Linked DNA regions of Homo sapiens: region 2 is linked to region 1. A link is an interaction called in ENCODE POLR2A ChIA-PET data of the cell type or tissue named here. Cell type or tissue: OCI-LY7. All regions are shown on one strand. Links, peaks and the distances in the headings refer to the core of each region. The heading gives the core; the rest is flanking DNA.

Region 1 (15,663 bases), core at 1-8,000:
GAGCCCAGATTGCGCCATTGTGCTCCAGCCTGGGTGACAAAGCAAGGCCCTGTCTCAAAAAAGAAGAAGAGAAAGGGCCAGGGGCTTTTGCTTTAAAAAACTTTTTTTAAAACAGAAGTGAAACCACGGGTGCTTTGTTCTTCCTTCTGCACCTCCTTCTTAAACTAGATAGCTAATTAGTTATTTTAAGAAAAAAGAAATTTAAAAAAAAGCCTGCTTTATTTGTTAGTGGGCTAGAATACACAAGACATACCCACCCATGAAGAGTTTATGAATTGTAACTTATTGACATTATCATAGGAATTTACTACCAGTTAAAGAGGGAGAACGGAGGAAGAGAAAAATACTTCAGATAAAGGAAAAAGTTTTCTTCTCACAAAAACACAGACACGTGATTGTTTTCACAGGTTCCATTAATTAACTCAGGTCTGGAAGACATAGGACAAAATGGAGTTTCTGAAGAAGTCCAGGTGAATTCAGCTTTGGAGTCACTTATGTTCATTTTTTTTCCTTTTCTTTTACTATTATCCTAAAGGTTATTTTTCTTGTTGATATAGAGATTTTTGTAAAAGATTGCTACATTATTTCAGGATTATATCCTACATTTCGATTGCTCTCAAATGTTTTATCCCTAAAGAGTGAGTTTTCCACAGACTGTTTGGAAGCAACTAGAAAAATCTTTGTGAAAAATCTGAACAAATTATCATAATGGCTCTCTTGAAATTTTGCACTTTCACCCTTATTAAGGAAATTATAATTAGTTACTAACCTTTAAAAATAGATATATTCTAATAGGATAGAAAGTTAACTTCCTGGCAAACAAAATACTAAGATCTCAGGGGCTACTGCAGGAAAATACCTTTTTCGCACATTAAAATGTTTATAAAATTTTCCCCTCTCATTTCAAATGCATGGCAGGAATAACATTTTTGGTGGTCTTTAATGTGATGGACAGATTTACTGTCACTTATTGATTTTATGGAAAATAAATTGGCTATCTTATTTTTATAACAATCTTATTTTTCTCAAAACAAAAATCCTAACCAAAAAGTTGTCATTAAAAAAAAAAAAATTCAGGTAGACTGAATGTTTTTCTGCTCTAACCTTAAATGTTATTAGGTTTGGTTTTTGTTTCTAAGCTACTTCAAGACTACCTGAGGTAATAATGGTAAACTTTATTATTCAGAATTCGATTAAACTAACTTCAGCATTTCCACAGTTCTATTAAACAATGACTGATGTTCACAATGACAACCTACCTGAGATGGCTGCAAGGCCCTAATGTTCCATTATACATTATAGTCTTTTCAGCATAGTTTAGTGTTGAGTGCAATTCTAATGCATTCTACGTTTTTGAAAATCGATAATCCATGGAAGGTCCATGGGTTGATACCTCAGGTCAAAAATGTGTTTACTCTGTTGATTGCTGTTTCACTTTACTTGTATATCAGATATATAAGCTATGAACACAAGTTTGTAGTAAAAGTATCTTCTGTCTGGGCAATGGCTCACACCTGTAATTCCAACACTTTGGGGGGCTCAGGTGGGAGGATTTCTAGTCCCCAGGAGTTTGAGACCAGCCTGGGCAATAAACTAGACCCCATGTCTCTAAAAAATGTAAAAAACATCAAGAGGCTGAGTCAGGAGGATCATTTGAGCTTAGGAGTTCAAGGCTGCAGTAAGTTATGATTGTGCCACTGCATTCCAGCCTGGGTGACAAGAGTGAGACCCTGACCCAAAAAAGTATCTTCTGATAAAGTGGCATTTGAAAATTGCAGAAATTTTAATATTTTTTCTTTTAATATTAAGAACTTTATTGATCTCTCTAGGACACCTTGGTGAGGAAATTAATGGCACTTTTCTTGACATCCAACCTGGGACTCTGGTGATTCTGTGTTCTGGCGAATTTAAGTTTCAGACATTTCTTTGTGTCACCTTTTACAAGGTGTTTGCCCTTGGTACGTTATGACCAGGTCAAAGGTTCCCAAACACAAGGCTCATTGTGTACCCTGGACAGGAAATTGAACTGATGTTGACATGTATGCATGCCCAGGAGGAAGACTGGGAAAGATTTAATGAGTTGAAGTATGCTGAGAAACAATGAAATATTTGAAAACTGTCTACATAAAAGTTACTGATGCACATGCATTAAAAAAAAAAATGTTGTTGCAAATCTAACACTAAAAAATTTTTGACTGGGTGCAGTGGCTCACACCTGTAATCCCAGCACTTTGGGAGGCTGAGGCGGGTAGATCACAAGGACAGGAGTTCAAGACCAGCCTGGCCAACATGGTGAAACCCCGTCTCTACTAAAAATACAAAAATTAGCCAGGCATGGTTGCGGGTGCCTATAATCCCAACTACCCCGGAGGCTGAGGCAGGGAATTGCTTGAAGCAAGGAGGGGCAGGTTGCAGTGAGCCAAGATTGTGCCACCACACTCCAGCCTGGGTAACAGCAAGACTCCGTCTCAAAAAAAAAAAAAATTCCCAAATAGGAAGATATTTTCTAAGGAAGAATAAAATGCTGGACCCCTATATTCAGACTATTAGTCTTAACTGGTAGTTTATGTATATATTTTAATACTTTGTCATCATGTACATATCTTAAGATTTATTATGTGAATATCTGCATGTGTGTTATTAAGGATTACAAAGTTGTGCTCACACAGGACAAATGGAAAGATTTTCCTACTTCTGTAAAGATAAGTTTCATTATACTTTTGTCTTACAATTTTATTCTTAGGTCAATGGTTATTTATTATAAGTTCAGATTGCACAATTTTCATAAGACCCTTTGGATTTAGCACATGAAATTAACACATATTTTAAAGTATTAAATACATGGAAAGCATCTGGCATTATGCCTGATAATAGGCACTTAGTAAAATGTACTTTTCTTTGAATCAACATTTGAATTCTTACAGTCTTGTCACTAGAGACTTAAAAGGACCATTGAGTGCCTATTTTTATACATTCATCTTTTCTCAATTTGTCACATTATCTCATTTTAAATAATGCAAGTGAAAGTGAATTCATCATACTATCTCAACACCAATACAAAATTATTCCAATAAAAATATTTTTCTTAATAAAACCAGAAAAACTGAACTAAATGCTATTTAGCCCCGCCAACAAAGCTTTGTGGAAAAATATATGAATATATGAAATGTTCTCAAATATTTTGAATAAACTGTTCATGAAGCCTTATATTTTGCAAGTGTTTTTACTGTTGATTTTAGAAAGTTTATAAATCTTAAATGTTTGTATATTTTTCATTTGCAATAAAATGTTATTTAATTATGCTTTTGAGTTCAGTTTTTAGTTTATAAATGTTAAGCATATGTAATGGCAAAACTATTCCCATTTTGTTTTGAGATTAAAAGGAAAGTTTCAGGCTGGGCCGGTGGCTCATGCCTGTAATGTCAGCACTTTGGGAGGTCGAGGCGGGCAGATCACTTGAGGTCAGGAGTTCGAGACCAGCCTGGCCAACAAGGTGAAACCCTGTCTCTACCAAAAATATAAAAAATTAGCTGGGTATGGTGGCACGCGCCTGTAATCCCAGCTACTTGGGAGGCTGAGGCAGAATTGCTTGAACCTGGGAGGCAGAGGTTGCAGTGAGCTGAGATCATGCCACTGCACTCCAGCCTGGGCAACAGAGGGAGGCTCTGACTCATCTCACAAAATAAATGTTTCAGTGTTTCAAAAAAAAAAAAAAACTGCACTGATGTTAATGTTGCTATTTTGTTTCCCTTGAAATTGAAATTTGTTTTTAGAAGGCTCTCTGCAAGACCATCTCCCATGTAACAGCTTAAACAAAAGCACCTGAACAGAAGAAACTCTTATCCTTCAAATTGAACAAAAGCTCAAAGCTGTCAATAATAAAATCTCCCCTCAGAACAATAACTAGTATAAATATATTTGGTACCATGCTTTATAAACCCTCAGTGAGTTTTCTTCTAGCTCTGTGGAACTACAGCTTTGCTTCATGGATTAGCCACATCATGTTATAAATTTTCTGTTTTGGTTTGAATTCCTGTTTGAGAACAACACCCTCAATTGTTTTAAATTCATAAAAATTCAAAAAATTATCTAGGGGCTGGGTGCAGTGCCTCAAGCCTATAATCCCAGCACTTTGGGAGGCCAAGGTGGGAGGATAGCTAGAGGCCAGGAGTTTGAGCAAGGCTGGGCCATAAAACTAGACCTCGTCTCTATAAAAATTTTTAAAAACATTAGCCAAGTGTGGTAGCATGTCCCTGTAGTTCCAACTACTTAGGAAACAGAAGTAGGAGATTCCCTCAAGTCCAGGAATTGTAGGCTGCAGTGAGCTATAATCATGCCACTGCACTCCAGCCTGGGCAAGATCCTGTCTTTAAAAAATCAAGCAGAAGAGGCTGGGCCCAGAGGCTCACACCTATAATCCCAGCACTTTGGGAGGATGAGGCGGGCGGATCACCTGAGGTCAGGAGCTCAGGTGAGTTTCGTCCAGCCTGGAGGTTTCATCATGGCCAAGATGACAAAACCCTGTCTCTACTAAAAATACAAAAATTAGCCGGGTGTGGTGGCACGTGCCTGTAATCCCAGCTACTTGGGATGCTGAGGCAGGAGAATTGCTTGAACCCGGGAAGCGGTGGTTGCGGTGAGCCGAAATTGTGCCATTGTACTCCAGCCTGGGCAACAAGAGTGAAACTCCATTCTCCAAAAAACAAAAGAAACCAAAAAAAAGAGAGAGAGAGAGAGAGAGAAAACCTCTACATTACCTCTAGAATGGGTACTGGGTAATGACATATGGCTCCTCCCTGAGTTAATTGTGCCTCGCAAACATTCAGAAAATAAACTCAAGCACGCCCCATAGCTCAAGGCCAATAACACAGATTGTTTCAGGAATGGGCAAAATAGCCTTCTAACTGCCCAATGGGTTCAACCTTGCCCCACTGACTAGACAGAGTCAATTTATCAAGACAGGGAAATTGCAGTGGAGACAGTTATTCATGCAGAGCTGGCTAGTGCAGAGACAGGAGTTTCATTATTACTCAAATCAGTCTCCCCAAGTATTCGGGGATCAGAGTTTTTAAGGAAAATTTGGTGGGTGGGGGGCCAGTGAGTCAGGAGTGTTGGTTGGCTGGGTTGGCAATGAAATCATAAGGAGTAGAAGCTGTCTTGAGCCAAGTCAGTTCCTGGGTGGGGGCCACAAGATGCGATGAGCCAGTTTATCCACCTGGGTGGTGCCAGCTGATCCATAAGGTGCAGGTTCTACAAAATATCTCAAGTACTGATCTTAGGTTTTATAATAGTGATGTTATCCCCAGGAGCAATTTGGGAAGGGTCAGAATTTTGTAGCATCCAGCTACATGACTCGTAAACCATAATTTATAATTTTGTGGTGAATTCATTAGTCCTACAAAGGCAGTCTATTCCACAGGCAAGAAGGAATTTGTTTTGGGAAAGGGCTGTTAACGTTTTTGTTTCAAAGTTAAACTATAAACTAAGTTCCTCCCAAAGTCAGTTCAGCCTACGCCCAGGAATGAACAAGGACAGCTTGGAGGTTGGAAGCAAGATGGAGTCAGTTAAGTCAGACATCTTTCACTGCAACAATCCTCTTAGCTATATTCTGCAATGGCGGTTTCAGCCCTTCAGCTCAAAAGGCCTCTTTGTCGCTTAATTTGCTTTTGCCTTTGTGTTCACGCTAATGTTTCATCGTATTACCAAGAGTTTTCAATAAAATGTATTTCAATAAAAGAAATATCTCCTCTCCTTGACCATGGAACTGTAAAGCTGGGTTAGAATGGGCAAGACTTGGAAGAAAAAGAAAACAAATTTTTATGGGAAGAATGAAATGAGGCTTTGTTTACCATTGTTAGCTTGCTAGAACTTAATTCCTTCTGAGTAATCTCGCATGCACATTTTTAAAAGGCAAGGCTTTCTATCAGTTTTGAGACTCCACTTTCAGGATCTCAGGGCATGAATTTAAATAACGCAGTGATTTGGTCTTTTCAGCCAATACTGAAACAGACTGGATCAAGTTTATCTGGACAAAAAGGACCACCATCAGTGCCATGTTGATTTCTCACTGTGAGAATCAAACTGGTTTAGAATCAGACAGACCTAAGGAATTCAATGCAATTCAGGTTACACAAAACAGTTTCACTTCTTACGGGGAGATCTGCTGATTGAAGATTAACCTGCAGCAAAAAAGGAAAAGTGAAAAGCTTGGAGGAACTAGTCAAACTAGAGAAAGTGTTACTCTTTGTTTTGCTGTTCAGCGTGGGATAGCAGGGGCTGGAGAAAGGAGATACCTGCAATGTAAACATGTGATCTACTTTCACAATATCTAAACAATTCACAGTCCAACAGAGTGAAGAATAAACACTGCCATCAAACACATGTATGTGTCTGGTGTCTCTGAAAGGTGACTTCATCATCATGAATGAGAATATAAAGGGCGAGAGGCAAAATATGTAGCTAAGCAGAAACATGCTCAATTTCATTACCAAACAGACCAGATATCACTGCCTTTAGTCAGAAATATACTCACCTGATTGTCATTTCTCTAATCAACCAGCAGACTCCACACAATAAAAAATCCCCTTTTGAAATACTTGAATCTCTGGCTCTTTGCTAAGGTTTCATGGAATTCTGCATATAGCACAGCCTCCTGATGAGATACATAGTGTAGAATTCCACCAGTTTCTCAGCACCTCTAGTATTTTGTTCCAGAGTCCTGGTACTATTGAAATCAAGTAAGGAGAAGCCACAAGCTCCCTGATGGGTTTCTGGCTCTCTGTTACATAGCGTTGTATTCCCTGTGCTCTACTTAGCTTTGATCCATAGCTATTCTGGTGGCTGACACAACTGCTTTTAACCCTTGTCCATCAGTGAACTAGCAGGGAAACTAGCTAAAACATGTGAAGTTAACCAGCGATAGCCTGTTGAAAAGCTGTTAGTCATCAGCATTGAGGGGAATCTTTCTCCCTGTGATCCACTTTTTAATAAACCTCACAAGAAGCCTCAACCCAGAGTAAACATTTGTACATAAAGTATTTTATCTAATCTAATGTTTTTGGCCCTGGCTATACATTTACCTTCACCTGCAGAGGGTTTTAAAATCTACTTTAAAATTACCTATTCCTGTTGGGGCGGTGGCTCATGCCTATAATCTCAGCACTTTGGGAGATCTACTCAGGCAGATCACCTGAGGTCAGGAGTTCGAGACCAGCCTGGCCAACATGGCGAAACCCTGTCTCTACTAAAAATACAAAAATTAGCCGGGCATAGTGGCAGGCGCCTTTAATCCCAGCTACTTGGGAGGCTGAGGCAGGAGAATCACTTGAACCCGGGAGGCAGAGGTTGCAGTGAGCCAAGATTGCACCACTGCACTCCAGCCTGGGTGACAGAGTGAGACTCTGTCTCAAGCAAACAAACAAATTAATTAATTAACTTACCTATTCCTTAGGTCTGTCTGATTCATGCCTGGGCCCCACCTCAGACCAATTAAATAGAACATCTGAGGGTAGGATCAAGATAACAATATTTGTTAAAATCTCCCCAGATGATTTGAATATGCAACTAGGGTTGAAAACCACAGATCTAATCTAAGACCTCGCCTATTAGAAGTCACATCCCAATTTCAGAGTTCCTTTCAAAAAAAGTGCTGAAATAATGATATACACATTCTGTGGTTGTGGTTGTTCTCAATTTCTTAGATTTTGACCATCTCTGAAATAAGGTACATAATCTGCTCCCACCCTCCCCCAACAATGATAGTTATACTTTCTTGAAAAACATAGCGAATTCAACAATGTTATTAATAACATACCTAAGATATTTACATGAAAATTGACATAGAATATCTTTACGTTAGTCAGCTTGAGCTGCCATTAACACAATACCATAAACTAGGTAGCTTAAACAACAGAAATTTCCCACAGCACTGGGGGCTAGAAGTCCAAGATTAGGCACCTGCAAGTTTCCGTTCTGGTGAGGCTCTCTTCTTGGCTTGCAGATAGCCGCCTTATTGCTGTGGGGGAGCTGGGAAGGAGACTAGAGCAAGCTCTCTGGCATCTTTTTTTTTTTTTTTTTTTGAGACGGAGTCTCACTCTGTCGCCAGGCCAGAGTGCAGTGGCGTGATCTCAGCTCACTGCAACCTCCACCTCCTGGGTTCAAGCAATTCTCCTGCCTCAGCCTCCTGAGTAGCTGGGACTACAGGCTTGCGCCATCACACCCAGCTAATTTTTGTACATTTAGTAGAGATGGGGTTTCACCACGTTGGCTAGGTTGGTCTCAGTCTCTTGACCTCATGATCCACCCACCTCGGCCTCCCAAAGTACTGGGATTACAGGTGTGAGACACTGTGCACAGCCTCTGACATCTCTTCTTATCAGGGCACTAATCCCATCAAGAAGTTTCCACCCTCAGGACCTCATCTGATCCTAATCACCTCCCAAAGGCCCCATCTTAAATACCATCGAATTAGAGCTTAGGATCTCAATATAATGGATTTGGTTGGGTGAAACAAGGGACACATTCAGTCCATAACATTTTTACTGCAAGCAATTCAACTAATTCAAATAAATAAGTACATATTAGCTAAGACTTATCAAGTACTGAGACTGTTCTAAGTATCTCATACACACAATCTTATTTAATTCTAACAACTCTGTGAAATATGGGTTATCATGCCCATTTTACAGAAGAGGAGGCACAAGTTGGTGAAGAGCTTAGGAAGCTAGGAAGCAGCAAAGCTGCATTTGAGTGCTGTCCTTGGCATCCACAATAGCCATTCCTATTAGAGTCATCAGTATAATTAAGGGCTTGATAAAGATTTCTAAGTGGAATTGGATAGCCCACTAGCTGCCATCAGAAGAGTCAGCAGAAATGCAACATTTAGGAATAAGACTTAAGTCCTATTTCTTAAGACTTAAATAAAGCACTCTGATTTCTGGGGTGCTTGGTTTTAAAACCACCAATGCCTTGTCTCATATAACAAGTCTGGAAGTGGGCAACTCAGAATCAGTGCAGCATCTGAAGATCACTAGGAGGGACCAGGCTTCTATTTTTCTACTTCATAGGTGGAGCTGCCAGATTTAGCAAATAAAAACACAGGTTAGGACATCCAGTTAAACCTGAATTTCAGATAAAGAATGGAAAAAATTTAGTATAAGCATGTCCCATAAAATATTTGTAACATAGTTATGGTAATAAAGAGTCTGACTTTGTTTTCCATATTTGCTGACAACTTGCAAGCCCCAGCACACCCCTGCCCCTTCTTCCCTACACCTGGACAAGACGATAAGAAAGTCAAAGTAATTCCCTTCCTCCGTGCCAGCTGGAAGTTCAAACCACACCGGCCTCAGCCCTTTCATAAAACCCCAAGGCAGCCTGCCCTCCCCACTTGCTCAACCTATTTTCAGACCTGCTTGGGAGCCTGCCCTGTGCTCCTCAGAAAGCCTCATTATTTGAGTCATAAACCTTTTCATATCCTCTTGGGGTATGGCATCAATAATCCCAATCTTTGAACCAAATTTGGGGTAAGGGGTTCATCCATTTCTGGGGTTGATGACAATATAGAGGGTGACCACAACACATACACTAAAAAATGATTCATTATTTATCTGAAATTCAAATTTACCAGTTGTCTCATATTTTATTTGGCAACCCTGTCTCCAGGACTTCATCTTCATGCCCGTTTCCTCAGAGTCACAGATGGGTGCTCTACTTCCAGGTCCCAAAGCCATATTCCAAGCAGGAAGACACAAAAAATTTTTTCCTTCTATTAAGACCTGGGCTTTGTATTTGGGAAAGGAAGTCCTCCCCAGGCACTTCTAGCTATATCTCACTACATGGAACTTTCTCATGTGGTATGCTTGCTATGAGAGGGCCCTCAAAATTGAGTATTTTAGCCTTCCAAAACATGAAGAATAGAGAGTTGTAGGTGACTTTTGGAATATAAACCCAGTGTCCACTGGGAAGCTGTCTGTTGCCATATATTATGGGTATAATCCTTTTGAAAGTCTTCTATTTACCCGCAAGCTAGTTTTCCTCTTCCTGAAATCCTGTTAGTTAAGGGAGTTGGGGGACAAATGCCACCCTGGGAAGAATGATATGGTCCAAGGACCAGCACCTGTGTCATTATCTGAGAGCTTGTTATAAATTCAAAATCTAAAGCTCCACCACAGACCTCCTGAATCAGAATCTACATTTTAACCAGGTCCCCAGGTGACTGTATGTATTAGTGCATTAAAGTTTGAGAAGAACTGGCTTAGAAGGACCCTAGTTTTCACATTTGCCATTGGAATAGCCCAAGGACCCTTTAAAAATACCAATGACTTCCCTAGATATTTTGATTCAATTGGCCTGGGGTGCAGCCTGGGCATCAGGATTTTTTAAAGCTCCCACAAGATTTTAATAGGCAGGGACGTTTAATAACAACTGCCCTAGAACAGCGACGCTCAACCCTGGCTGCCCATTGGAATCACTTGGGGTGCTTGGTTTTAAAACTACCAATGCCTGGGTCCCCCAAGAGCAGTTAAATCAGAACTGGGGAGATGAAGGAGGATGAGAAGGTAAGACACGGGCAATGGTATTTTTGAAAAGCTGTCAGATCATTCTAGTGTGTGAAAACCACACCAGGAAGAGGAAGTGAAACACTCACATTCTCCAGCCCAGTGGTTTGCGGGCAGAAGAGGGAGAGTGATATTAGAGGGGTTAAAGATACTGCAGGGGCAGGAGGGCCAGGTAGAGGGTACTGGCAAGGGCAGGGAGGCTTGCATTCTGCCTTGTGTTCAGATTCCTGGAGGGAATTGCCCCACGAACTGTCTGGAAAGCAGCCATGGACAAACTCTGCAGCACAGCATGATTAAGCAGGGGAGTGAGGGTAGAGGCAGGAGTGCAAAATTGTAAAGTTTTAGCTTTTTGAGCTATTCTCAGTCCCTGTGTGGTATGGACAGGACCCAGAAGCTCCCACATGTGCTCAAGATGGTCCTCTGGAAGCAGCTGAGTTGAATCATTTCCCAAAGAAATGACATGGCACTCACCCTTCAAGAGCAAGGTGACCTGCAGCCCAGGCTGAGGGGCCAATGAAGACTGTGGCAGAGTCTAAACTTACACCATAAGCCTGCAGTGCCAGCAAGAGCTGGGGTGAGGTCAAATCAGCCAGGGAGAACTCCTGTGCCCTAGCCAAGTCAGGAAAGACCAGTCCACACCAGTCACCAGCTCCACCTGCAAAAGCTAGCTGGATAAGCAGCAACTAGGATGATAAGAAATGTTGTGGAGATCAGAGGTGCCAAGAGACACTGCTCCAATACAAACAGCCCTTCCCCTTCACTTCACCGCTGTGAGGTCACCTTGCCAGGGCTGAGAGTCACAGTCTGCATTGGAAGGGCTACTAATTGCTAGCTGTTAGCATCCACTCCAGTGGGTCTGTGTCTGTGTCAAATCAGTTAATTATGTTGAATGTCACTCCTAGATAAAGTTCCCCCTTTCCCTGCTCTACTCAGATGCTGTGTTGGGCAGAAACAGAAAAGGAGAAGCAAGACCTGAGAGCCTATCCATTTTACTGAATGAGAATATTTTCATCATTGCACTAAGCTAAAGTTATAGGGTTAAAATCAATCAAGTTTCGCCAGCCCTACCCAGCCAGTAGGGACACATGAGGAAATCTACAGAAGTTACAGGCAAAATAAAAGAGCTACAGCTTGTCTGTACATCTAACAGTAGTGTGAGGAAACTTCCATTCCTGCTGTAGACGTAAGGATAATCTGCTTCTTCTATGAAGTATTCTTCTTCTTCTTCTTCTTCTTCTTATTATTATTATTTGAGATGGAGTCTCGCTCTTTCACCCAGGCTGGAGTGAAGTGGCATGATCTAGGCTCACTGCAGCCCCCGCCCCTCAGGTTCAAGTGATTCTCCTGCCTCAGCCTCCTGAGTAGCTGGGATTGCAGGCGCCTGCCACCACGCCTGGTTAATTTTTGTATTTTTAGTAGTGATGGGGTTTCACCACGTTGGCCAGGCTGGTCTTGAACTCCTGACCTCAGGTGATCCACCCGCCTTGGCCTCCCAAAGTGCTAGGATTGCAGGTATGAGCCACCGCGCCCAGCCCAAAGTATTTATCTGTTTATAAAATATGGATTTGTATTTCTCCATAGATGTATTCAGGTGTCTTTTTTTTCTATCAATCTGATATTAGTCCCTAACATAGTGTATTTTTCTTTGTCTATTTAAACAGAGAAAGGGAGATACAGAAAGTTGTGTGTAAACCCAAATTGTTCTGAAAAAAGTAAGATCTATACCAAAAAGAAGAAGGACAATGACCAGCTGAGGTTGTCACGTGGAACTAGATGAAAAAACAGCCCATTGCTCTATAGAAATGCAATGGGTTGGCCCAGAATCCCGAGAGGAGGCTGCCTACCAGATTGGATCTCACATCTCTGGAAAATGAAGCTTCTGGGTGATCCCACTACTTTTATTTAACTGGGTCATGCCATTAATACTTACTTAGCTCAGCTCTATGCCAGGCCCTGTCCTAGGACCTAGAGATGCAACAGTGAATGCAACAGACAAAAATACCTGCCCTCACAAATGTTACAGTTGAAAGAGAGTGGGGATAAAAGACAGACAGTAGACCAAAGAAATAGGTAAAAAAAAAATGTGTATGATTTGTTATATAATGTTAAGAGCTATAGAGAACAATGATACAGAGAAGGGAGACAGGGAATGCCCACGTGGGGTTGCGATTTTAATCGGAGGTGGTCAGAGAAAGCTTCAAGGAGAGGGCGACAGTTGAGCAACGACCTGGAGGAGATGGGGAAGTGAGACATGTATCCAGAAACATTGCCAGCAAAGGGAACAGCAGCAGGTGCAAAGGCCCTGAGATGAAAGGGACTGGCTGGCATGTGCAGCGGGCAGCAGGAAGGCCAGGGGCCGCATGGATGAATGGGAGAGTAGCAGGAGGTGAGCTCAGTGAGGTTGTAGATCCAGGTACAGAGAGGAAGCCGAGCACATTGCTCCAATCCAAGCAGATTCTTCAACTTCATCTTCAGCTTTCCCAGACAGCTCCATGAGGTGGAAGCCACCAAATCCACCACTGCTTGCACTCAAGGAAGGTACCTGCATAGGATTGTCAGCTTTTTCTTAAGATTTTCATATATTGTTAAGGCTGTCTAATTTTGAGAAAATTTGCCCCCAGATCACTTCAAAATGTTAAAGTACTAGAGAAAACAGAACCTGGCCAACCGGCACTAAATATTGACAACATTCTCCCAACTTACTCATCATGTTTGAGCTAATTTGCATTAGAAAAACAAAGGTCATAGCTGAAGCATTCCAGTTTGTTACTAGAGAAGATGGTGGGGCCAGGTGCAGTGGGTCACACCTGCAATTCCCACACATTGGGAGGCCAAGGCAGGCAGATCACTTGAGGCCAGGAGTTCGAGACCAGCCTGGCCAACACAGTGAAACCCCCGTCTCTACCAAAAAATACAAAAGTTAGCTGGGTGTGGTGGCACACGCCTATAATCCCAGCTACTCTGGAGGCTGAGGTAGGAGAATCACTTGAACCCAGGAGGCAGAGGTTGCCAAGATCACACCACTGCACTCCAGCCTGGGCAACAGAGTGAGACCTTGTCTGAAAAAAAAAAAAGAAAGAAAGAAAGAAAAAGAAAAGAAAAGAAAAAAAAATAAAGAAGAAAAGAAAAGATAAGATAAGATGATGGACTGCATGGAAAATGGCCAGAAAGCAAGAGGGGAATTGGGAAAAGACGAGCATTTGGTATTTGTTGATTATCATTCCAGCATTTATCACTCCCCTTTCCAGACCCTCTGAATGGCTCTCATTTTCTATTTTCAAGGTAAATGGATTTCAGCTGTGGCTCTTGAGGAAACATGTGCCCAAGTCCAAACCAGTCAAAGCATTCCATATCCCTAGCTACAGAGATTTGTTCCTGGAGGGCGTGTGGATCTGATCCAGTCAGAGAGAACCTCAGGACTCTGGTGGAAATGCTGGGATAGAGACGTTCTCTCCCTCTGGATAGTATAGTATGTCAAGTTAAGGTATGTGACCACAACATCCACTTTTCATCTGGGAGGGGTGGAAGAGGAGGCAGCCTGAGACATGAGAAATGGAGCTGGAAGGATGATAACAGGGTGAATGTCTGTACCCCTGGACTTCACAGTCACAGGGTCTAATGATACCCCTTTTAGCCTTAGAACTGTTAACATTTTGAGCTGGATAATTCTTTGTTGTGGGGGTATGTGCTCTTTGTAGGATGTTTAGCAACATCACTGGTCTCTACTCACTAGATGCCAGTAGCACACCCTGCCTGGTAGTAATAACCAAAAATGCCAGTTCAAATTGGATTTTGTTTTGTCTTGTTTTGAAAGTGGCATGGAGCTACCCTGCCTCCAGAGAGGTATGATTCACCCACTTTGTCTCCCTTCAACTAGCTGGGGTGTGGCTCCAGAGGAAAAGAGAGGCTCAAGTGCCCATCTGAAGATGAACCCCAGGCCAATTGGAGGGGGTGGTTGGAGACAGCTTCTCTCTCTCTGCTGCCAAACATGGGGGCAGTTGAGGCTCTTCACTCATCACGTCTTGGATCCCACCATAGAGGGTTCAAGGCCAGTAGTAAAGGGGACATGCAAACCAGAACCAAGCACCAGTCCCGACAATATGTGGGGTGAAAAAGGCTTGGCTGGATATGCACATCAGGGAATCAGCTTGCTGGACTGGCCAAAATTAAATCCTCATGGGTCGCTTTGTAGCCAACAGTAAGTGGCTGATTGGTTGTGTGTGGCCCAGCATATATCCCTCCAGATTCAGAAATCCTACTGGATACAGAAGAGTTTTGAATCTTTTTTTATGCTACAGATCTCTTTAGAAGTCTAGGGAAGGCTTTATACTCCTTCTTGGAATAATTTTTCTGTTTTTTTTCCTTTTTTTGAGACAGGTTATTGCTCTGTTGCCCCAGCTGGAGTGCTATGGCACAAACAGTTCACTGCAGCCTTGACCTTCTGGGCACAAGTGATCCTCCTATCTCAGCCTCCTGAATAGCTGGGACTACAGACGTGTACCACCATGCCTAGCTGGAATAATGTTTTTTTTTTATTATTATACTTTAAGTTTTAGGGTACATGTGTACATTGTGCAGGTTAGTTACATATGTATACATGTGCCATGCTGGTGCGCTGTACCCACTAACGTGTCATCTAGCATTAGGTATATCTCCCAATGCTATCTCTCCCCCCTCCCCCGACCCCACCACAATCCCCAGAGTGTGATATTCCCCTTCCTGTGTCCATGTGATCTCATTGTTCAATTCCCACCTATGAGTGAGAATATGCGGTGTTTGGTTTTTTGTTCTTGCGATAGTTTACTGAGAATGATGGTTTCCAATCTCATCCATGTCCCTACAAAGGACATGAACTCATCATTTTTTATGGCTGCATAGTATTCCATGGTGTATATGTGCCACATTTTCTTAATCCAGTCTATCATTGTTGGACATTTGGGTTGGTTCCAAGTCTTTGCTATTGTGAATAATGCCGCAATAAACATACGTGTGCATGTGTCTTTATAGCAGCATGATTTATAGTCATTTGGGTATATACCCAGTAATGGGATGGCTGGGTCAAATGGTATTTCTAGTTCTAGATCCCTGAGGAATCGCCACACTG
Region 2 (15,920 bases), core at 5,320-13,319, 770 kb after region 1:
TTGGCTTTGCTGTATTTCATAGACACCTTTTCATGTTGGTCCATGTATTAATCAGGACTCTTTATAGCAAAAATTAGATGTCAGTTCAAACTACACTAGATTAAAAAAGGATTCCTTTTCTGCAAAGTCCAGAGGTATATCTGTACCCCATGTGCAGCGGGATCCAACTATTCTAAAGATAGCGTCAAGAAACCTCTCTCTTCCATTCTGGTCTCTGCTTTCCTCTGTAGTGACTTCCTTCCCAGGCAGGCACCAACAGTTGAGCAATCCCAGTGGAAGCAGTACGCCTTTTGCCAATACTTTCAGCTCAAATCTCAGCGTGGACGAGAGCCTAGCTTGAGTCGTGAGCCCATAGCTAGAACTAAGTGGTGGAATCAGCCTCAACATCACCACACTAACTGAAAGTGAGGAATGCTTTGTTATCTAAAAGAAAATCAAGGCATTGCTACCAAAAGAAGGAAGAGAGCTGTCTGGGAAGCTGCAACAACAAGCATTTGCTATGGTACATAACGATCTGCTTATGATGTGAGCTAGTTGTTTTTGGCAATTGGATTATAGTTTAGTTCAACTATTCTTTTTAGAATAGTTGCCCTATTGCCCAAGCTGGAGTACAGTGGTGTGATTGCAGCCCACTGCAAATAAATATGGAGGAAGTGACAGCGTGTGACCTCTGACACTAGGTCATAAGGGCATTGCAGCTTCCTCCTCTCTTTCTCAAATCAGTCACTCTGCAGAAGCCTGATACCTGATCATGAGGACACTCAACCAGCACTAAGGAGATGAACTGAGGCCTCTGCTAGCAATCATGTCAGTAAGCTGCCTTGGAAGTGGATACTGCAGCCCCAAGAGAGCCTTCAGATGACTGTAACCCCAGCCTACCTCTTAATCACAGCCTGGTAAGAGACCCTGAGCCGAACCACACAGCTAACCCACTCCCAAATTTCTGAGCCACAAAAACTGCGAGATAATAAATGTATGTTGTTTTGAGCTGCTAAATCTTGGAATATTTTATTACACAGCAATGGATAACTAATACAGGGACTATACAGATGGTAAGCAATTTGAATCCTTTTTTGGTCAATTCTATAACTTACTTTGGATAAATGTGAAAAAAGACATAAGATTTTTGGTGTGGTAAAAATCCCAGCTACTCAGGGGAGGATCACTTGAGCCTGGTAGTTCAAGACTGCAGTGAGCTGTGATTGGGCCATTGTACTCCAGCCTGGGTGACAGAGCAAGACCCCCATCTCTTAAAAAAAAAAAAAATTATCAGAAATCTCTCTTGTCCCTTTTACGCAAATTTTCCTTTGTATTCTATATTCCAGTTAACAGTTGTTTAGAAAAAAAATTTTTTAATGCTGAGCAATTTTATTTTTGTATTTTAGGGGTATATGAATTATACAGTTATATGCTGGCTTTATAAATTAATGATCTCTAGAAAAGATAATATTCATACTCTGTTTTCTAAAATTAAAGCCATCTCAATTTTCTTCATTCAGTTTCATGTCCGGCTTCTTTAGCATTTGTCATTTAAATTTGGAAAAACAGGCCGGGCATGGTGGTGGCTCACGCCTGTAATCCCAACACTTTGGGAGGCCGAGGCAGGCAGGTCACCTGAGGTCAGGAGTTTAAGACCAGCCTGGCCAACATGGTGAAACCCCATCTCTACTAAAAATACAAAAATTAGCCATGCACGGTGGCAGGCGCCTGTAGTCCCAGCTACTAGGGAGGCTGAGGCAGGAGAATCGCTTGAACCCGGGAGGTGGAGGTTGCAGTGAGCCGAGATCACGCCCCTGTGCTCCAGCCTGGGTGACAGTGACACTCTGTCTCAATAAATAAATAAATAAATAAATTTGGAAAAACATTTTAAAGAAAATATTCTAGTTTTTTGCTTTGATTAAAACACCTTTTTGGACAACTTTGGAAAAGGACTTTCCATTTTGTTAGTTTTCATTCTTTTCCAAAATCACTTTTATGATTTTTTTTTCTTTTTCTCTTTTCTACTCAGGAACACTCTACCTTTTTCTTGAAATTTATAAAGAATGTTTAAAACTCATTTCAAATTCTGGATTTTTAAAATTAGACCACAGATACACAGAATAAGATTGATTTGGCTCATCACACTGTGGTTGATAGCACAGAATTATCACTGCCCTTGCCCTTTTAAATTAACTTTTTTTTTCTTTTTTTGACATGGAGTCTTGCTCTGTTGCCAGGCTGGAGTGTAGTGGAGCAATCTTGGCTCATTGAAACCTCTGCCTCCCAGGTTCAAGCGATTCTCCTGCCTCAGCCTCCCGAGTACCTGGGACTACAGGTGCGTGCCACCATGCCCAGCTAATTGTTGTATTTTTAGTAGAGATGAGATTTCACCATGTCGGCCAGGATGGTCTCGATCTCTTGACCTTGTGATCCACCCACCTCGGCCTCCCGAAGTGCTGGGATTACAGGCGTGAGCAACCCAGTCCAGCTTTCTTTTCTTTCTTTTTTGAGGTAGGATCTCACTCTGTTGCCCAGGCTGCAGTGCAGTGGTGCGATCACAGCTCACCGCAGCCTCAAACTCCTGGGCTCAAGCGATTCTCCTGCCTCAGCCTCTGGGGTAGCTGGGACCACAGGCACACACCACCAACAGGTGGCTATATTTTTCAATTTTTTTGTAGAGACAGAGTCTCGATATGTTACCCATGCTAGTCTCAAACTTGTAGCCTCAAGTGATCCTCCTGCCTCAACCTCCTGAGTAGCTGGGACTACAGTGCTTATGAATTTGTTTAAAATGCAGGTTCTGATTGAGCAGGTCTGAGTGGGAGCTCAGGAGCAGTTCAGGTTTATAGTGAGCTACGATTGAGCCACTGCACTCCAGCCTGGGTGAAGAGCAAGATCCTGTCTCAAAAAGAAAAAAAAAAAAATCTGAGAGGCACTAATCTAGAGCATGGACTAGATCTAAATCCTGGATCTACTACTTATTAGCAATATGAACTTCAGTAAATTACATGCCGCCCTTGTATCTCAACTTCCTCATCTATAGAGTGAGGATAATAGTACCAAGTATCTATCAGGTTGTTATAAGGATTCATATTATATTGCTCTAAAGTGTTTAGAACAGTACCTGACTCATACTAAGTGTGTAATAAATGTTAGGCATTAATATTAATTCCCTTTCTTTCTTGCCTTTTTTTAAAAGTATGTTTCTTGATCTCTTCTTTCCATCATTTTAATCACTGGTTTCCGGTTGCAGGCTGGCCCAAGCAAAATCAACTGAGAGCACTTAAAAATTTAGATTCCTTCTTCTCATCTCTGATGATTCTGCTTCAGTAGATTTGGGGAGGGGCTCCAGAGAATCTGTATTTTTAAAAACTTCCCAAGGTGATTTGATGCTCAAAGCCACTGCTTCAAACGTGGGTGTTTCCCAGGGTTCATTTCACTCTTTTGCTACTATGACATCAACTTCATCTATGGCCTGATGTCTCTAGACCGGATGTTTTCCTGAGCCCCAGATCGGCACTGTCACTTTGTATCAGAATAATTTTACATGTATCATTTTATTTAGTTCTCAAAATAAGAGGTGGATACTATTAAAATACTATTTTTATAAACAAGGGGACCTAAGCATACTCAGTGTCATAGAGCTAGTAACTCCAGACAAATACATCCAACTGTTCACTACAGCTCTCCACTTGGGTATTCTGCTATGTTTTGTGTATACTCTCTCCAAAACCCAGATGTTGCAAATGTGATGATATTAAGACATGGGGCTAGCCAAGTACAGTGGCTCAAGCCCATAAGCCCAGCACTTTGGGAGGCCAAGGCAGGAGGATCACTTGAGCCCAGGAGTTCAAGACCAGACTGGACCAGGTGGTGAAACCTCATCTCTACAAAAAATACAAAAAAATTAGCTGGGTGTGGTGGCATGCATCTGTAATCCCAGCTACTCAGGAAGCTGAGGTGGTTCAACTACCTGAGCCTGAGAGTCTGAGGCTACAGTGAATGGTGATTGCACCACTGCACTCCAGCCTGGGTGACAGGGTGAGACCTTACTTCCAAAAAACAAAAAACAAAGAAAAAAAAAAGGAAAAAGATGGTGCCTCAAGGGATAATCCCCTGAGGGCTGCTCCCTTATTAATGGGATTAAGGACCTTACAGAAGAGGCATTGCAGCATTTGGCTGGCTTGCCCTAACCCATTCCTCCACATGAAAACATAGTGTTCCTCCCCTCTGAAGAATGCAGCCCTCACCGTACAATTGAACCTGCTGGTGCATTGATCTTGGACTTCCCAGCCTCCAGAACTATATGATATAAATTTCTGTTTTTGGTAAATTACCCAGCCTGTGGTATTCTATTATAGCAGCACAAAGAAACTAAGACAATTGTAAACTCAGCACATCCAGCACTCAGCTGATATACTTCTCTCCCTCAATCAAAATTTTCTCCCTCTAGTATTCTCTATGGCAGTCAGGGGTTCTACCACCCAGTACTGTTACCAAACCTGAGAGTCATTCTTGTCCTCTTCCTCTTTAACAACCCTCCTTAGTTGGTAACCACGTCCTTTTGATTATATGTTTTTATGATTTCTTAAATCTGTTCACCTGTATTCATCACCACTTCAACCATCTTAGTTCAAGCCTTCATTTTTTTCCTTGTATTACTAAAACAGCCTTAGTTAATATAGCTGTTTTCCTTTCCTTTAATTTAATCTGTTACCTACACAGCTCATAGTGATTTTTCTACAATTCAAACCTTATTTTATTTCCATTTCCTTGTTTAAAATCCATCTATGGCTTCCCTATTGCCTTCAAGATAAAAATGTAAAGGCCAGGCGCGGTGGCTCACGCCTGTAATCCCAGCATTTTGGGAGGCCAAGGTGGGCGGATCACCTGAGGTCAGGAGTTTGAGACCAGCCTGGCCAACTTGGCGAAACCCCATCTCTACTACAAATACAAAAAAATTAACTGGGAGCGGTGGTGGGCGCCAATAATCCCAGCTACTTAGGGAGGCTGAGGCAGGGAGTACTGCTTGAACCCGGCAGGTGGAGGTTGCGGTGAGTCAAGATTGCGCCACTGCACTCTGGCCTGGGTGACAGAGTGAGACTCTGTCTCAAAATAAATAAATAAATAAAAATAAATAAAAAAAGTTAAAATGTAAAATCCTAACTATGACATTTGAGGCCCTTCATGATACGGCCTCTGTCTACCTTATCAGCTCTTATCACCTTCTCTCTGCCACTTTATTCTCTAGCTATTACTAATAACATTTGTAGGATGCCCAAGCACCCCACTCTTTCACCTGTTGGTGCATATGCTGCACTTTCTGCCCTAAGCACCCATTCCTTTGTTCTTCCCTTGGCTAACTAATTGTGGTCCCTCAAAATCACCTTTCCCAGAAAGTTTGCCCTGCTATGTTTTCCTCTAATAACCTAGGCTCCCTTTAATCACAGTAGTGACTTATTGCATTATATGTTGCAGACTTAAGTACTTAACTATATGAGTTCCAAAATCAGACCGTATGGATTTGAATCCTAGTATCACTGGTTACTAGCTCTGTGACATTGAGTGTGCTTCTTAATTTCAGTGCTTTGGTCCCCTTGTTTGTAAAATATTATTTAATAGTATCCACCTCTTATTTTGAGAACTAAATGAAATGATACATGTAACATTCTTAGAACAGTGCCTGGTGCTTGCGAAATATTAGATATTATTATTATCTCTGCCAAAAAAATCTAGATTTTTAGGAGCAGAGTGCGTTAGCTTTTTAGGAACTCGGTGTGTGTGTGTGTTTAAGAGATGAGATCCCAGCACTTTGGGAGGCCGAGGCGGGTGGATCACGAGGTCAGGAGATCGAAACCATCCTGGCTAACACGGTGAAAACCCGTCTCTACTAAAAACACAAAAAATTAGCCGGGCGCGGTGGCGGGTGCCTGTAGTCCCAGCTACTCGGGAGGCCGAGGCAGGAGAATGGCGTGAACCCGGGAGGTGGAGCTTGCAGTGAGCCAAGATCGCACCACTGCACTCCAACCTGGGTGACAGAGTGAGACTCCATCTCAAAAAAAAAAAAAAAAAAAAAAAGAGATGAGATCTTGCTGCATTGTCCAGGCAGACCTCGAACTTCGTGGGCTCAAGGGATTCTCTTATCTGTCCCTGGCATATGATATATACTCACCAATGACTACAATTTATTTATTTATTTAGTCTTTTAGGAAATATTAGTTGAGCACCTGAGCGTCAGGCACTGTTCTAGGCACTAGGGATGCATCAGGGAAAAAAATTAAAATCCTGCCTCATGGTGCTTACCTAGAGAGAGACAAGGAATAAGTAAAACAAGAGGTTAGACTGTAGTAAGTGCTACCGAAGTGGAGGAAAAAAAGGCAGGAAATAGAAGGGGGATAGGAAATGTCTGCAGTGGGTAGTGATTGAGGATGGGAGATAAAGAAGAGAGGAGTTGCAATTTTCTTTTTTCTTTCTTTCTTTCTTTTTTTTTTTTTTTTTTTGAGACGGAGTCTCACTCTGTTGCCCAGGCTGGAATGCAGTGGCATGATCCTCTCACCTCAGCCCTACAAGTAGTTGGGACCACAGGCACACACTACCATGTCTGGCTAATTTTTTGTGTTTTTAATAGAGACAGAGTTTTGTCATGTTGTCCAGGCTGGTCTCAAACTCTTGAGCTCAGGCCATCCATCCACCTTGGACTCCCAAAGTGCTGGCATTACAGGCGTGAACCATTGCACCTGGCCTGATCCCTTCTCATTAGATCTCCCACTACCACATTGATTCACATCATCGTGATCTCTTGCCTAACTTATTGCAGAAGTCCCCTAACTGGCCTCCACGTCTTGTTTCACTTTACTCTTAACACAGTAGCCAGAGTGATCTTGTTAAAATCCAAGTCAGATAGCCACTCCTTTGCTCAGACCCTCCAAATGGCTTCCCATTTCTCCAATAAAAGCCAAAGTCTTTACAATGGCATAGGAGGCCCTGCAGTCTTTCTCTTCCTTTCCTCCAGACCTTATACTCCACCATTCTTTTCCTCATTAATTACACTCCAGCAGCACTGCTCTTGCATTTTCTCAAACATGCCAAGCAGGTACCCATCTTAGGCTCTATGTAATTGCTCTCAGATATCTGCATAATACAATTCACCATTACTGAGCCTGGGAGGTGGAGGTTCCAGTGAGCCAAGATCATGCCACTGCACTACAGTCTGGGTAGCAGAGTGAGATCCTGTCTCAAAGTAATAATAACAATAATAATGAGAAGGGATCAGATTATGGATATACTTTGAAGATAAATCCAATAGGAGTCACAAAGAAATTTTATGTAGAGTGAGAGAGAAAGAAGAGTCAAGGATGCCTCCACAGATTTTAGTCAAATGAAATGGAAAGAGGAATAGCTTTCAAATGAGATGAAGAAGATGAGGAAGACTGAAAAGAAAAGTTTCATTTTTTTTTTCTGTTGTGGTGTCAAAGACCAGGAATTTGGTTTGAGGTATGTAAAGTTTGAGATGCAAATTAGATACATGTAGGCAGACATATGTGTCTGAAGTTCCAGAGAGAGGTCTATACTAGAAAACTAAATTTGGGGCTGGGCACAGTGGCTCATGCCTGTAATCCCAGCACTTTGGGAGGCTGAGGCGGGTGGATCATTGAGGTCAGGAGTTCAAGACCAGCCTGGCCAAGGGTGAAACCCTATCTCTACTAAAAATACAAAAAAATTAGCCAGGCTTGGTGATGCATGCCTGTATTCCCAGCTACTTGGGAGGCTGAGGCAGGAGAATAGCTTGAACCCAGGAGGTGGAGGTTGCAGTGAGCCGAAATCATGCCACTGCACTCCAGTCTGGGCAACAGAGTGAGAGTTGGTCTCAAAAAAAAAAAAAAAAAAAAAAAAAAAAAAAAAAGAAAAGAAAAAGAAAACTAAATTTGGCATTTATGATATGGTATTTAAAGCCTTGACACCAGAGGTTACCAAGAAAGTGGCTACCGAGATGTCCAAGGCCTGTCTGAGTCAAAGTGCACCCCAAAATTTGGAAATCAGAAAGACAAGAAAGAACCAGCAAAGGAAACTGAAAAAGAGTGGTCAGTTAGATAGAGGGAAAAAAGAAAAGGGGGCCAAATTTTGGAACAAGAGAAGAGAATAAAGGAGTGATTGACTGTCAAACGCTTTAGAATAGGTCGCATAATACAAGGATAGAGAATTGAAAGATTGATTTAATAACACAAAGGTCATGGAGACTTTGACAAGGACATTTGCTTAGGGTAAAAGTGTTTGGAGTGAGCCCAAGAGAGACTGGGAAGAGAGGAATTGGACACAGGAAGTAGAGATAATTCTTTCAAGGAGTTTTGCCATAAAAGAGCAAAAAAATGAGAATGTGAGGTCAAGAAAAGCTTTGGGATTTTTCTTGCTGTTAAAGCTGAGAATCATAACTTGTTCATAAGCTGATGGGAATTTTCTTACAGTGAAGAGAAACCAAGGATGGGAGACAGAATGGGTCGAACTGCTAGAGGTGGGTACCTTGAGTAGGTGAATACCTTGAGTAGGTGAGAGAGGATGGAATCTACCTCTCAAGTACAGGGCTGGTCTTGGATAGGAGCACAGGCAGAAGAGCTGTGTGTGTCATAGAGGAAAACATACTATACGGGTACAGGTGCAGAAGAATTCCACAGGCTCTTGTCATGACCTCTATCTGGCATGATGCGGGATGGATGTCAAGTTAAGAGCCTGTGGAATTCCGATTGCATCTTTCAAGAAATATCGCAACACTTTTTCTATTACATATTATGATTTTTCATTTAATGAAACATTTTTGAAAGAGTCTGGTATACGTGATACTGTTGATATGGTGTGGGGGTTCCCTTTACTTGTAAGAATCAGTATTGTGGGCAAAACAGGTAAACAAACAATTGTGATGTGGTAAGTGTTATCCTACAGGCATATGAAAATGCTGCAGCAACTGGTTGGGGGTGGTGGCTCACGCCTGTAATCCCAGCTCCTTGGGAGGCGGAGGTGAGTGGATCGCCTGAACTCAAGAGTTTGAGGCCAGCCTGGGCAACATGGTGATATCCCGTCTCTACAAAAAATACAAAAATTAGTTGGGCGTAGTGGCATGTGCCTGTAGTCCCAGCTACTTGGGAGGCTGAGATGGGAGGCTCACTTGAGCCGGGGAGGTGGAGGTTGCAGTGAACTGGGGATCAGATCCACTGTGCTCCAGCCTGGGTGACAGAGTGAGACCCTGTCCCAAAGGGGAAACAAACAAACAAAAACTGGCCTAAAGCTGCTAATATTTTAGTTTTGTGGCCTGCAAACTTCTAGCATTTCTATAACAGGCATCAAACTTACTTCTATATCAGAAAGTATTTGGCTTATGTCAAAGTTTTAAAAACTTTTTTTCATGTGACACTTTTTCTTAAGAGGAGCTCGTGAATAACTATTTAAATGTTACAGTTGGCTTGAATTTTAAACATTTGGTGAGAGTTGTAAAAATATATGTTTTAAACTTTCAGAGAATAAAAATTTAAGACCCACTTTCTTAGAAGTTACTATTAATAAATAAATAATTTTGTAGTTCTAATCTCATTAAAAAAATTTTTTAAGACTGAGATTGATGTGTAGGACCCAGCTGCAAAATTCAAACCAGCTACATGCAGCTGCACTCTGGTTCCCCTAATTCATCTAACAGCTCTTAGTGTGTTCTATAAGTGGCAATAGAAAAGGCACAGCAGATGTGCAAGATGGCTCCTGAAATCTAAAGAGGGACAGATGGTTCTCGGTTTGATTGACAGCATGAGGAGCACTGTAGAAAGGGTCACCTCCTGTGGAGGGGTTTTTTTTTTTTTTTTAATCCTTGCCTCTGCCTGAAAATGAAACTGTCCAAGAAAGAAAAGCAGAGTATGGCTATTCAGAAAGCCTTTTTTTTTTTTTTTCAAATATTTGTTATAGTGAAATTATAAAGTCACCTAGACGTGGAAAAAACTCTCCTCTAACTTTTGACTGAGAGCTGACTCTTCATATTTATAACAAAGTAGACAGATTGGTGTTTGAATGCAATACTCAGAATATTGGAGATAGAGCTGGAATTAAGGCAAAAACAAAAATAACATAATTTACACAACAGCATCGATTAGAGCTGGAATAATGATCACTGGAAGCCCTATTTTCCCCTTAAAAATAAACTTTTTGTTTTAAATTTTAATTACAAAGTTAGACAAATTATTTGCAATAGTTTACCGGGAATGGTTCTAAATTAACAATATAGGCTATATCACTTTTATGCTTACCTCTCTCTCTCTCTTTTCCAAACTCCTTTCTAGTACTTTAAATCTTCAAGAAAAACAAAAAAGAACTCACATTTTCTGCATGCAAACCAAGTCCTGGATGCTGTGTTAGGTACTTTATAACTTTATATGATTTAGTATCTCAGAGGTATTAATAGATTCTTCTTAGGTTCATATTCATACTGACACATGGGCTCCATGATTTTATTGATGCTTCTCTTCATCTTCTGCTGAAAAAAGGAAAACAAGAACAAAATATGCCTCAAAATAATAGTCTATATATTAAGATACATTCTGGGAGTCCAGGATTTGTGAAGTCCTCTTAAACCATTTCTAGAAGAGGCTGGGTGCAGTGGCTCACGCCTGTAATCTCAGCACTTTGGGAGGCTGAGGTGGGCAGATCATGAGGTCAGGAGTTCGAGACCAGTCTGGCCAACATAGTGAAACCCCATCTCTACTAAAAATACAAAAAATTACCCGGATGTGGTGGTGTGCACCTGTAATCCCAGCTAGTCAGGAGACTGAGGCAGGAGAATTGCTTGAAACCAGAAGGCGGAGGTTGCAGTGATCTGAGGTCGCGCCACACTCCAGCCCGGGGAACAGTGTGAGACTCCATCTCAAAAAAAAGAAAAGAATAAATTATTTCTAGAAGAAATTCACACAGTGGCAGATGCAAGATTTCTCTCTAGACAAGACTCAGGATTGACAATGTATTTGCAAGAAATAGCTGGGAGGTAATTGTCTTGAAACTTCATTTGCATGAAACTATGCTTTTTTGGAATGACCTGCAAAACCTGCCAGGGAATTTACATTTCTTGGTAAGCCTGCTTTTTGGAGGATCTTTAAGAAGTGCTGCAGTTTGATAAAAGTCTGAAAACTACAGTAGATCTGACATATGAACAAATATTTACTTCTGTGACTCATGAACTGAACTAGATTCTGATAATGTAGACAGGGCTATCTCAGTTCTTGTAAAATTCTCAAATCTCTACTCCACTGGCTTGGAGGAAATCAAACTGTTGAACTAGACAGCAGCTCAGAAACCCCAGGGTCGCAAATGACTTTCCCTTTCACTTCCCATCGCCTCTGTTTTAATGACAACAAAGCTTTTTGTGGCCAAGGCATAAATTCATTGAATATGAAATATTTACATTCCACCATCTAGTCAACATCATATTCTTTCAGCTCTCCCACATAGGTAATCCCGCACATACCTGTTCTTTGGCATCATACTGACTACTAGATCTTTGATACTCTTAATTTTATCCCTATCTGATTGTTTTCTTTTCATCCCTACTTAGCTTCAATTCCATTGCCAATAATTTCAACCATTCTCTTGCCAATATCTTCAACTACTTTGTCTTTCTGTCACAAATGTATAAAGTGGCCTGTATTCTATAACTTTCATTACCTTCTTCCTGCTAGTCACACAGGATGGGTAAGCCCTTCTCCCATTTATGTCGACTTATCCACCTGTGCATTTCTCGCTCTCTCTCTGTTTAGACATTCTATGCCAATATGTCCCAATCTTTTTAATATCATGGCACACATAGAAAAACGCTAATCTTTGTGCAGTTCATTAGAATAAACTGGAGGCGATCAGGACATCTATATAGCGCTTAGTTGATATATGCTAATGGCAATTAAAAATACAAAATATAGTCAAGAGATTGAGACCATCCTGGCCAAAAAATTAGCTGGGCATGGTGGCACATGCCTGTAGTCCCAGCTACTCAGGAGGCCGAGGCAGGGGAATCGCTTGAACCTGGGAGGCGGAGGTTGCAGTGATCTGAGATCACGCCACTGCACTCCAGCCTGGCAACAGAGCAAGAGTCCGTCTAAAAGGAAAAAAAAAAAAAGGAAGATAATAAATACTGGCTTTTGTTGAATAAATATTGACTTTTATAAAACTTTGAAATAATATCTTTTAAAACTTGGGCTTGCTTCTCAAAATACAACTTCTTAACTGTTTATTATTAGGCTTAAATTTGAAACGGTGGCAGGGCACCGTGGCTCACGCCTGTAACCCCAGCACTTTGGGAGGCCAAGGCAGGAGGAACACCCGAGATCAGGAGTTTGAGACCAGCCTGACCAACATGGCGAAACCCTGTCTCTACTAAAAATACAAAAATTAGCTGGGCATGGTGGCACACACCTGTGATCCTGCTACTCGGGAGGCTGAGAGAAGAGAATCGCTTGAATCTGGGAGGTGGAGGTTGCAGTGAGTGGAGATTGGGCCACTGCACTCCAGCCTGGGTGACAGAGCGAGACTCCCTCCTCCCCAAAAAAAGGGGTGGGAGAGGGGCCAAGATGGCTGAATAGGAACAGCTCTGGCCTGCAGCTCCCAGCAAGACCAACGCAGAAGGTGGTTGATTTCTGCATTTCCAGCTGAGGCACCCAGTTCATCTCACTGGGACTGGTTAGGCAGTGGGTCCAACTCATGGAGAGTAAGCAGAAGCAGTGTGGGGCGTTGCTTCACCCGGGAAGTGTAAGGAGCCAGGAACCTCCCTCCCCTAGCCAAGGGAAGCCATGAGGGACTGTGCTACCCAGCTGGGTTACTACACTTTTTCCACGGTTTTTGCAATCTGCAGATCAGGAGATTCCTACCGGGGCCCTGGGTTTCAAGCACAAAACTGGGCGGCTGTTTGGGCAGACACTGAGCTAGCTGTAGAAGTATTTTTTCATACCCCCAGTGGCACCTGGGACTGTGCTACCCAGCCGGGTTACTACACTTTTTCCATGGTTTTTGCACTCTGCAGATCAGGAGATTCCCACCAGGCCCCTGGGTTTCAAGCACAAAACTGGGGGGCTGTTTGGGCAGACACCGAGCTAACTGCAGAAGTATTTTTTCATACCCCAGTGGGGCCTGGAACACCAGTGAGACAGAATTGTTTACTCCCCTGGAAAGGGGGCTGAAGCCAGGAAGCCAAGTGGTCTAGCTCAGTGGGTTCCACTTCCATGGAGCCGAGCAAGCTAAGAACCACTGGCTTGAAATTCTTGCTGCCAGCACAGCAGTCTGAAGACAACTTGGAATAATCGAGCTTGGTGTGGGGAGGGGCATCTGCCATTACTGACATTTTAGAAGGCAGTTTTCTCCTGACATTGCTCAGGAGGCTGGGTGCTCTGGGCTGGGTGTGGCAAAGCAGCTGTGGCCAGACTGCTTCTCTAGATTTCTCCTCACTGGGCATCTCTGAAGGAAAGGTAACAGCCCTAGTCAGGGACTTACAGACAAAACCCCCATCTCCCTGGGATAGAGCACCTGGGGGAAGGGGTGGTTGTGGGCGCAGCTTCAGCGGATTTAATCATTCCTGCTTGCTGGCTCTGAAGAGAGCAGCTGATCCTGACAAAAGGGATTCTCCCAGCGCAGTGCACCAGCTCTTCTAAGGGACAGACTGCCTTCTCAAGTGGGTCCCTGACCTCTGTGCCTCCTGACTGGGAATAACCTCCCAACATGGGTTGACAGACACCTCTTACAGGAGAGCTCCAGCTGATATCAGGCCAGTGCCCCTCTGGGACGAAACTTCCAGAGAAAGGAGCAGGCAGAAATCTTTGTTGTTCTGCAGGCTCTACTGGTGATACCCAGGTGAACAGGGTCTGGAGTGCACCTCCAGCAAGCTGCAGCAGACCTGCAGAAGAGGGTCTTGACTGCTAGAAGAAAAACTAACGAACAGAAAGCCACAACATCAACATCAGCATAAAGGACCCCCACGTAAAGACTCCATCCAAAGATCATCAGCCTCAAAGATCAAAGGTAGATAAATCCACGAAGATGAGGAAAAAGCAGTGCAAAAATGCAGGAAATTCCAAAAACCAGAAGGCCTATTCTCCTCCAAATGATCTCTACTCCTCTCCAGCAAGGGCACAAAACTGGACGGAGAATGAGTTTGATGAATTGACAGAAGTGGGCTTCAGAAGATGGGTAATAACAAACTCCTCTGAGCTAAAGGAGCATGTTCCTACCCAATGCAAGGAAGCTAAGAACCTTGATAAAGGTTACAGGAACTGCTAACTAGAATAACCAGTTTAGAGAGGAACATAAATGACCTTATGGAGCTGAAAAACACAGCAGGAGAACTTTGTGAAGCATACACAAGTATCAATAGCTGAATTGATCAAGCGGAAGAAAGGATATTGGATATTAAAGATCAACTTAACGGAATAAGGGATGAAGACAAGATTAGAGAAAAAATAATGAAAAGGAATGAAAAAAACCTTCAAGAAATATGTGACTATGTGAAAAGACCAAACCTACAATTGATTGGTGTACCTGAAAGTGATAGGGAGAATGGAACCAAGTTGAAGAATACACTTCAGGGTATTATCCACAAGACTTCCCCAACCTAGCAAGACAGGCCAACATTCAAATTCAGGAAATACAGAGAACACCACTAAGACACTCCTCAAGAAGAGAAACCCCGAGACACATAATGGTCAGATTCTCCAACATGAAAACGAAGGAAAAAAATGTTAAGGGCAGCCAGAGAGAAAGGTCAGGTCACCTACAAAGGGAAGCCCATCAGACTAACAGTGGATCTCTCTGCAGAAACCCTACAAGCCAGAAGAGAGTGCAGGCCAACATTCAGCATCCTTAATATCTAGCCAAACTAAGCTTCATAAGAAAAGGAGTAACAAAATCCTATACAGACAAGCAAATGCTGAGGGATTTTTCTCACCACTAGGTCTGCCTTACAAGAGCTCCTGAAGGAAGCACTAAATATGGAAAGGAAAAACTGGTACCAGCCACTGCAAAAACAACCCAAAATATAAAGACCAATGACACTATGAAGAAACTGCATCAATTAATGTGCAAAATAACCAGCTAACATTATGATGGCAGGATCAAATTCACACATAACAATGTTAGCCTTCAGTGTAAATGGGCTAAATGCCCCAATTAAAAGACACAGACTGGCAAATTGGATAAAGAGTCAAGACCCCTCAGTGTGCTATATTGAAGAGACCCATCTCACGTGCAAAGACACACATAGGCTCAAAATAAAGAGACGGAGGAATATTTACCAAGCGCAAAAAAAAAAAAAAAAAAAAAAAAAAAAGGAGGGGTTGCAATCCCAGTCTCTGATAAAACAGACTTTAAACCAACAAAGATAAAAAAAGACAAAGAAGGGCATTACATTACGGTAAAGGGATCAATACATCAAGAAGAGCTAAGTATATATGCAACCAATACAGGAGCACTCAGATTCATAAAACAAGTTCTTAGAGACCTACAAAGAGACTTGGACTCCCACGCAATAATAATGGGAGACTTTAACACCCCACTGTCAATATTAGACAGATCAATGAGACAGATAATTAACAAGGATATTCAGGATGTGAATTCAGCTCTGGACCAATGGGACCTAATAGACATCTACAGAACTCTCCAACCCAAATCAACGGAGTATACATTCTTCTCAGCACCACATAGCACGTATTCTAAAATCGATCACATAATTGGAAGTAAAACCCTCCTTAGCAAATGCAAAAGAATGGAAATCATAACAAACAGTCTCTCAGACCACAGTGCAATCTAATCAGAACTCAGGATTAAGAAAGTCACTCAAATCCGCACAACTACATGGAAATTGAACAATCTCCTCCTGAATGAGTACTGGGTAAATAACAAAATTAAGGCAGAAATAAATGAGTTTTTTGAAACCAATG

What was found. ChIA-PET counts read pairs that join two places held together with the same protein. Peaks named below come from ENCODE experiments on the same cell type or tissue, not always from the same donor. Only the 100,000 strongest peaks of a DNase experiment are listed, where the experiment ranks them.
Region 2: POLR2A ChIA-PET joins it to region 1 with 5 read pairs; 1 of 35 experiments calls an interaction of 5 or more read pairs at or near these places.

What each region holds. Positions count from the first base shown.
Region 1 is chr4:48,036,872-48,052,534 of GRCh38, forward strand. It overlaps NIPAL1 (NIPA like domain containing 1), which reads left to right. Exons shown (of 6, transcript NM_207330.3): 6 at 1-3,302. Among named protein-coding and RNA genes, the nearest start is that of NIPAL1, 28 kb to the left of the region's middle. RefSeq lists enhancers at 1-61, 82-141, 10,762-10,961. In OCI-LY7, for the core only: no CTCF peak of the experiment used is centred there; DNase peaks (open chromatin) are centred at 100, 400 and 7,980; H3K4me3 peaks cover 2,480 bases; H3K27ac peaks cover 3,615 bases.
Region 2 is chr4:48,804,435-48,820,354 of GRCh38, forward strand. It overlaps a transcript of OCIAD1 not described here. Among named protein-coding and RNA genes, the nearest start is that of OCIAD1, 19 kb to the right of the region's middle. In OCI-LY7, for the core only: no CTCF peak of the experiment used is centred there; DNase peaks (open chromatin) are centred at 9,697 and 11,307; H3K4me3 peaks cover 2,508 bases; H3K27ac peaks cover 3,072 bases.